2 separate regions of the Homo sapiens genome follow, and region 2 is linked to region 1. A link is an interaction called in ENCODE POLR2A ChIA-PET data of the cell type or tissue named here. Cell type or tissue: endothelial cell of umbilical vein. All regions are shown on one strand. Links, peaks and the distances in the headings refer to the core of each region. The heading gives the core; the rest is flanking DNA. Region 1 has its middle 12 kb from the start of TRT-AGT4-1. Region 2 has its middle 9.3 kb from the start of TRI-TAT2-3.

The links. Peaks named below come from ENCODE experiments on the same cell type or tissue, not always from the same donor. Only the 100,000 strongest peaks of a DNase experiment are listed, where the experiment ranks them.
Region 2: POLR2A ChIA-PET joins it to region 1 with 5 read pairs; 2 of 35 experiments call an interaction of 5 or more read pairs at or near these places.

Annotation. Positions count from the first base shown.
Region 1 is chr6:27,736,590-27,740,984 of GRCh38, forward strand. It overlaps the pseudogene GPR89P. Among named protein-coding and RNA genes, the nearest start is that of TRT-AGT4-1, 12 kb to the left of the region's middle. RefSeq lists enhancers at 985-2,184, 1,648-1,767, 1,778-2,117. In endothelial cell of umbilical vein, for the core only: no CTCF peak of the experiment used is centred there; a DNase peak (open chromatin) is centred at 1,922; H3K4me3 peaks cover 683 bases.
Region 2 is chr6:27,638,484-27,642,878 of GRCh38, forward strand. No RefSeq gene overlaps it. Among named protein-coding and RNA genes, the nearest start is that of TRI-TAT2-3, 9.3 kb to the left of the region's middle. RefSeq lists an enhancer at 4,125-4,395. In endothelial cell of umbilical vein, for the core only: no CTCF peak of the experiment used is centred there; no DNase peak of the experiment used is centred there.

The DNA of each region.
Region 1 (4,395 bases), core at 94-4,093:
TTCATGACAGTCAATCTCAAGGGAAAGCTATGACCACCTCCATGTGAACCTGAAAATGGATATCCTATGTGTTTGGCCCAGCTACCATAGACATCTCTTGCCCCAGAGTTCCGGTGTATTTTTCCCTCTTAGTTTTTCGGTTCCTCTCCGCCATTGCACCAGCCTCAGGTCCACATAGGATGCTCTCTGCTGAGTATTGCCTTGAGTTACTGCTCTCTCTCATGTTCTAGCTGATGCTACTCGTGATCACAGTATCACCTGAGTAGGAAAGAGGATGCTAGAGGTAAAAAATGCTACCACAGCATTTTGTTTGTTTATAAAATGTTAGACCCTGGTCCCCTCCATTTTTTTCCCCTTTCATATCTAAATTTTGAGACCACTGGCCTCTAACAGTCTGTAGTAGCCCTAAGTTCAAGGTGTCATATGCTTCTCTGGTGCCTGTTAGTGAGCCAAATAGAGAAACACTATGCTAGAGAGACTGCTGACCAGGAAGATCACATCAAACCAATGGTAACAGAAATTGAACTGCAGTTCTCCAAGGACTTCGGTAATTATGGTGCATATTCTAGAGGCATACTCATTCAGATTAGAAGCGCAGAGGAGACAAAGTACATGCCCATTATCTGTGCTAATAGCAGGACATTGACACTGGAGGACTTACTGCTAGAGATGGCATAAAAGAACGTGGTATGAGCAATCCTCTGATGGATGTGGCGATGATTATTCCAACAAGAATGGAGGAAATGTGTTGGGACCAAAATTTCACATCACACTGGATTCCCAGATAATTCACAGTGATCTCAACGCCTCTTGTGACAGGATCCATTTTCCCAACTCGATCAAAAGCAATGTTGATGGTGCCATGAAAATTTTTCAAACACAGTAAATAGAGAAAAAGTAACCCAGAAAATTGAAATATTTCCTTTTGAAGGTTTTGGAGTATTCTGTTCTCTCCTTGGTAGCGTACAGATCAGCTGTTTTCAGAAAAAGCTGCCTGCTTAGTTCTTCCAAAGCATCCACTTCCTGTTGAGTAAGTGGTAATACTTTCTATCATTCCCCAGAATCCTGATGGTTTGTTATGCACCTCCCCTTTCTGGAACATCGTTCTCTGTGCCATTGCCATCCTTTTCTTTGTGGTTATGATCATATCCATGGTTTGGAGCAGTCGCTGTTCCAGGGCTAGAATATCTGTGTCAGTCACATTCCTGAGGAAATAAGACATCAAAGTGTATGTGCAGTAGACGGCACCAAATCCAGAAAGGAGGGCCATGAGAGTAACTCCAATCACACCAACCCAGCTGATGAGCTGTTCTATGGATAAGATCCCATGTTTTGGGCTGAGAATGGGAAAGGAATCTCCTAGTTTCCAGAAAAAACAGATAAAGGTCAACCACAAGAGACAGGAAAAAAGCAGTCGTTGTTTATGCACTAAGACAGAGGAGACAAAAGTAGTCGGATGTTGCTCACAATAAAATAGCCAGTTTAAAAACGCACCATGAAAACCAGAATCAGCAGAATTACACCTAGGTTCAATTTCCAGTAAAAATAACGACAGCTGCTACTCAATACTCCAAAGATTTCAAAGATGATGAGCTCAAACATAGTGCAAGAAAATGCAAACGTCACAGAGAAGATCACCTGTACAACATACTGACGCACCTCATAGTTCTTAAACAATTGGCACATGAAGAAAAGCCACCCAAATTAAAAAAAAATAGTATCTGGGAGGTAATCACGATGCTGGAATCAATCAGGAAGCCTATGGTGAAGTGTAGGGAGGGCTCCTGCCTCCATTTCCCACTTCCAAGGCCGCGGCACGCTGGGGCCACCGGCCTCTCACACAGGCGGCCTTCGCCCAGGTGCAGCCGTAGGGACTGCGGCTCGTCAGCCTGACGCCATCAAGCTGCGCCCCAGCCAGCCAGTCAATGGCTGTGTCCAGAGCTTCCCGCCTCGGGCTCAGCGTAGGTGGAGCGGACGCCTCCACTTTCATTTCTGATTTTAGTCTTCTGCGTCTCCTCTCTTGTTTATTTGTTTGTTTGTTTTTTGAGACAGAGTCTCACTCTATTGCCCAGACTTCGGTGGTGCCATTTCGGCTCACTGCAACCTCCGCCTCCTGGGTTCAGACGATTCTCCTGCCTCAGTCTCCTGAGTAGCTGGGATTACAGGCGCCGCCACAACGCTAGGCTAACTTTTGTATTTTTAGTAGAGACGGGGCTCTCGCCATGTTGGCCAGGCTGGTCTCGAACTCCTGACCTCAGGTGATCTGCCCACTTCGGCCTCCGAAAGTGCTACAGTTACAGGCATGAGCCACCGCGCCCGGCCCGCTCTTCTTTTTTCTTGGTTCATTTAGCTAAATGTTTGTCAATTTTGGTGAACTTTTCAAAGAACCAACTTTTGGTTTCATTGATTTTCTATATTGTTTCCAGCCTGTCCTTTCCGATGGCTTGCCTTTTCTGACAGCCTGCCCTATGGATTTAGCAATTACTAGCCAGGTTCACAGTTGCATAAGCCAATTCCTTAAAAAAAAATCAACCTCTCACATATAAATATTCATCTGGATGATTCTCCACAAACCGAATAAACCCCGCCTACCAGCATGCAGCTCAAGAGCACCCTAAGTTCCTTTCCAATCACTATGCGGAGGGAACCACTATTGCGACTCGCCCCACACCCACCGGCGAGAAGGCAGGGTCTTGCTTTGTAGTCCAGGCTGGAGGGCAGGGCGTAATCAGCTCACTTGAACTCCTGGGCTAAAGTGATCCTCCCTCCTCAGCATAAGCGACTAAAGGCTGGCTAATTTTTAAATTTTTTTTTGTAGAGACGGTGTCTTAATTATGTTGCCAGGGCTAGCTTCTAACTCCTGGCTCAAGTGATCCATCCGCTTCAACCAACTAAAGTGCTGGGATTGCAGGCGTGAGACACTGCGCACCGGATCACTGAAGCTGGACTGTATAGACATAGCTCCTTTTTTTTTTTTTTTTTTTTTTTTTTTTGAGACAGAGTTTCCCTCTTTGTTGCCCAGGTTGGAGTGCAGTGGCGCGATCACGGCTCACTGCTGCCTCCGCCTCCCGGGCTCAAGCGATTCTCCTGTCTCAGCCTCCGGAGTAGCTGGGATTACAGGCGCCTGCCACCACGCCCGGCTAATGTTTGTATTTGTAGCAGAGATGGGGTTTCACCATCTTGGCCAGGCTGGTCTTGAACTCCTGACTGCGTGATCCACCCGCCTCGGACTTCCAAAGTGCTGGGATTACAGGCGTGAGCCACCGCACCCGGCCTGAGACCTGGGAATTTTAGGAGAATCATTGGGTTGAACAAAAATTAGACACAGGCTGGGTGCGGTGGCTCATGCTGTAATCCCAGCACTTGGGAGGCTGAGGCAGGAGAATCGCTTGAACCCGGGAGGTGGAGGTTGCAGTGAGCCGAGATTGTGCCATTGCACTCCAGCCTAGGGGACAAGAGCCAGACTCCGTCTCAAAATAAAATAAAATAAAATAAAAAATAAAATAAAATAAAATAAAATAAGAAAATAAAAAAATAAAATAATATTCCCAGGTCTCACTTAATAGGCTGTCCAAAGCCAGTCTTGGACGCCATTAGGGAGACTCCTACCCTTTTTGCCTTACCTTTCTTTCACGTCAAAGTAATTCTGTGAATCATTGTTCTCTCGCTTTTCAAGTGGAGTCTCCTTCCTAGTTGGAGAATAGTAGCTCCTTGTCACTACTGCAGACACCCTTAGGGAGGACACCTGTGGTTTCCTGCCTTGCTTATTAGATGTCTACAATTTTTTCTTGGATTATTTTTTGAATAAATAACTTGGCTTCATTCACCATTCCAGATACTATTATTGCCACTTTACTATATGCTTACAGTATGTGTTAAATTATTTAATTTTATTAATTGAAAACAGTTTTTTGAGACAAGGTCTCGCTAGGTTACCCAGGCTGGTCTCGAACTCCTAGGCTCAAGCTACACTCCTATCTCAGACTCCCAAGTAGCTAGAATTATAGGTACATGCCACCCTGCCTGGCTTAATTTTTATGATAAGTAACACATTCACTTGGTTCAAACATCTTGAGTACAGAAAAAAAAATGCAGCTAATATCACCTTCCTCTTTCTCATCCACCCAGTTCCCAGCTTTTTAATTTAATTAATTTATTTTTCTTACGTGCTATCATGTCAAAGTACAGTTCCTAGCATTTTAAACAGGCTACCATTGTCATGAATTTCCTGCTATCTTTCCAGAGATTTTTAAAAGTGCAAATACAGTCTAATACAAATACATATTCTCTTCCACCCTGGCCCAGTCTGTATATTTAAAAGAGCATAAGGAGGCCGGGCGCGGTGGCTCACGCCTGTAATCCCAGCACTTTGGGAGGCCGAGGCGGGCAGATCAC
Region 2 (4,395 bases), core at 268-4,267, 98 kb before region 1:
GAGGCAGAGGTTGCAGTAAACCAAGACTGCGCCATTGCGCTCCAGCCTGGGTGACAGAGCAAGACTCTGTCTCCAAAAAAAAAAAAAAAAAAAAAAAAAAAACGTGTAGGGTAAAGTCATGGGATGAGGAGATGAAAAAACTGCATTTTCTTTTTTTTTTTTTTTTAATTTTAGAAGGAGTCTCACTCTGTTGTCCAGGCTGGAGTGCAGCGGCACCATCTTGGCTCACTGCAACCTCTGCTTCCCAGGTTCAAGTGATTCTTCTGCTTCAGCCTCCTGAGTAGCTAGAATTACAGGCATGTGGCACCATGGCCACCACGCCTAGCTAATTTTTGTATTTTTAGTACAGACGGGGTTTCACCATGTTGCCCAGGCTGGTCTCAAACTCCTGACCGCGAGTGATCCATCCACTTTGGCCTCCCAAAGTGCTGGGATTACAAGCATGAGCCACCGCACCTGGCCCTTTTTTGTAAAATTAAAAAATTGTTGCTGTCATTGTTAGAGAGAGAGTCTCCCTATGTTGCCCAGGCTGATCTTGAACTCCTGGCCTCAAGTGATCTTCCAATTTTGGCCTCCCAAAGTGCTGGGATTACAGGTGTGCACCACTGTGCTCTGCCTGAAACTGCATTTTCACACTGATTCAGTTCCTTTATGAATGTCAGCGCTAGTTGGTGTTGGCCTTTCTGCTGGAATTCAGGATCTGAAAAGCATCTTAAAAACGCTTATGATTTTCTGAGTGCAGTGGCTCACATCTGTAATCCCAGCACTTTGGGAGGCTGAGGCGGGTGGATCACAAGGTCAAGAGATCAAGACCATCCTGGCCAACATGGTGAAACCCCATCTCTACTTAAAAAAAAAAAAAAATACAAAAATTAGCTGGGCATGGTGGCGTGTGCCTGTAGTCCAAGCTACTCGGGACGCTGAGGCAGGAGAATCGCTTGAAGCCGGCAGCCAGAGGTTGCAGTGAGCTGAGAGCGGACCACTGCACCCCAGCCTGGGTGACAGAGTGAGACTCTGTCTCAAAACAAAAACAAAAACAAAACAAAACAAAAAAAAACCTTTCAAATAATTAGTCCAATGTAATGATACTTAGTAGATGCTCAAAAATATTCTTAGAAGGTCAAAACAGTACAGCGGAGTAAAGTCAGAACTATGGGGAGAGATAAGAAGAATAGAAAGGAAAGGAGGAAAAAATAAGGTGATTTGGATGTGGATGATGAGAAGGGGAAAAAAATGTAAAATGTATCTCTTTTTGGTTATTCCAGATGAGAATATTGGAAATTTTAAGCATTAAAAACTCCAAGGTTCTCCTAGATTTGGCATATACTCCTGCCAAATGAAAGATTGATATATATGCTTGGCTAACAACTAGAATTTGAAATGAGTTTGTTTTAGTCCCCATGTTGGGTAACATCTACTGTGAGATATCACACCACCACCAAAAGGGGCTAAGTATTCTACTTTTAAAATTTTTATCTTCATGTGAAAATGAATCCAATAATTTTTTTTTTTGAGACAGAGTGTCTCTCTGTCACCCAGGCTGGAGTGCAGTGGTGCGATCTCGGCTCACTGCAAGCTCTGCCCCCCGGGTTTACACCATTCTCCTGCCTCAGCCTCCCGAGTAGCTGGGACTACAGGTGCCCACCACCACGCCCGGATAATTTTTTGTATTTTTAGTAGAGACGGGGTTTCACCGTGTCAGGATGGTCTCGATCTCCTGACCTTGTGATCTGCCCGTCTCGGCCTCCCAAAGTGCTGGGATTACAGGTGTGAGCCACCGTGCCCGGCCAGAGTCCAATAATTTTTTAGATTATTTATGGAATATAATTTCAATAGTAGAAAAATTTTCTTTCTCCCTCTTTTTTTTTTTTTCCATTTTGATCTTCTGGATTTCTTTATTGTTTGTTTACTTTTGTTCACCCCTATTTCCATTTCTATTTCTGGTATAAACTGAGAAGATCTGTATCCTTAAAATGCTCCCCTAAGTGATTTTATCCAGAGCATAAATATAGTCTTTTCCATCTCTTGTCATTTCTAAACTGTATTTCATGTAATAGTTTGTTAATTCTTTAAAATTTTGCATAGATAATATGCATGGTTTAAAATATTTTTTGTGTAAAGCTTACCATTTTTCTTATATCCTAGCCACCCAGTTCTCCTCAGAACAGGCTATTGGTTTCTGTTATTAGTTTCCTAGAAAAGCAGAATTATTTATGTTCTGTTCTTTGTCAGATGTCATTCTAGATTAGTTTCTGAGGACGAGCCCATCTCTTCCTGTGTAATGAAAAGCTGGACCACCTAACAGTAGTGTTTTGTTTGTTTTAAGAGATAGCATTTCACTATGTTGCCCAGGCTGGATTCAAGCTCCTAGGCTGAAGGGATCCTCCTGCCTCCGCTTCTCAAGTAGCTAGGACTATAAGTGCCCACCACCCCGCTTGGGTATAGTGTATTTTTTTTTAAGATGAGGCTGGCCACACCCCATAACCTCGTCAGAAATACCAATCATGTGATTTGAATCATGCATTATCAGTCAACCTGAAGACTGAGTTCAAGCAAGACCCTGTCTCAACATAAGAAAAAAACAACACCATCAAAAGCATCCAAATTGGAAAGGAAGAAGTAAAATTGAGCCTGTTTGAAGATAACATGACTTTTTATAGAGACACTCCTAAAGACTCCATTAAAAAGAAGTGTTAATACTAATGAAAAAATTCAATATATTTGCAGAATATAAAATCAACATTCAGAAATCACTTGCATTACTATACAGTAACAATAAACTACATGAAATAATAAACAATAAACTACATAAAAAGAAAAATTAAAGGACAATCCCATTTATAGTAGCACCCCTCCCCCTTAAAAAAGAATTAAACTTAATCATGAAGGTGAAATGTTGTTAATGTTTGTTAAAATTTTCAGTGATGTACAATTAATGCAATCCGTATCCAAATCTATCTGGCAGTTTTTATGAAACAGAAAAAAAGACCATAAAATTCATATAAAACTCATATGAAACTACAAAGAACCCAAAGTCACCAAGTCAATCTTGAGAAAGAACAACAAAGCTGAAGACATCACACTTCCTGATTTCAGCATATACTACAGAGCTACAGTTATTAAAACAGTCTGGTACTAGCATAAAGACAGGTATATAAACCAAAATAACAGAATAGAGAGTCCAGAGATTAATCCATAAATATATGGCCAACTGATCTTTAACAAAGTTGCCAAGAACACACAATGGGAAAAAAACGATCTCTTCAACAAATGATGTTGAGAAAACTAGATATTCACATGAAAAAGAATGAAATTAGACCCTTGTTTACACCATTCACAAAAATTAACTAAAATGGATTAATGACTTAAATCTAAGATCTGCAAATATAAAACTCTGGGAGGAAAGCTTTAGGACATTGGTCTTGGCAATGATTTAATTACTATGACATCAAAATCATAGCCCAAAATAGCAAAAATAGAAAAATGGGATTACATCAAACAAAAGAGTTTCTTTTTCTTTGTTTGTTTGTTTTTTTTTGAGATGGAGTTTCGTTCTTGTTGCCCTGGCAGAAGTGCAATGGTGCAATCTTGGCTCACCGCAACCTCCACCTCACGGGTTCAAGTGATTCTCCTGCCTCAGACATGTGCCACCATACCCAGCTAATTTTGTATTTTTAGTAGATACAGAGTTTCTCCATGTTGGTCAGGTTGGTCTCAAACTCCCGACCTCAGATGATCCACCCACCTCGGCCTCCCGAAGTGCTGGTATTATAGGCCTTCTGCACAGCAAAAAAAAAAAAAAAAAGCAACCTATTAAATGGGAAAACAAATTTGCAAACCATATATCTGATAAGGGGTTAATTTCCAAGATACATAACTCTTACAATTCAGTAGTTAATCAAAACAAATAAAAACAAAAACCTGGTTAAAAATAAAAATGGGCCCGGTGTGGTGTCTCACACCTGTAATCCTAGCACTTTGGGAGGCTGAGGCGGGCAGATCACCTGAGATCGGGAGTTTGAGACCAGCCTGACCAACATGGAGAAAACCCGTCTCTACTAAAAATACAAAATTAGTTGGGCGTGGTGGCGCATGCCTGTAATCCCAGCTGCTCTGGAGGCTGAGGCAGGAGAATCACTTCAACCCCGGAGGCAGAGGTTGCAGTGAGCCAAGATTGCGCCATTGCACTCCAGCCTGGGAAACAAGAGCAAAATTCCGTCTCAAAAAACAATAATAGTAATAAAAATGTACTAAGGACTTGCATAGACATTTCTCCAAAGACGATATACAAATAGCCAACAACCATATGAAAAGACGCTCAATGTCACTAATCATCGAGGGAATGCAAATCAAACCAAAAGTGAGATATCATCTTATACCTGTTAGGATAACTAT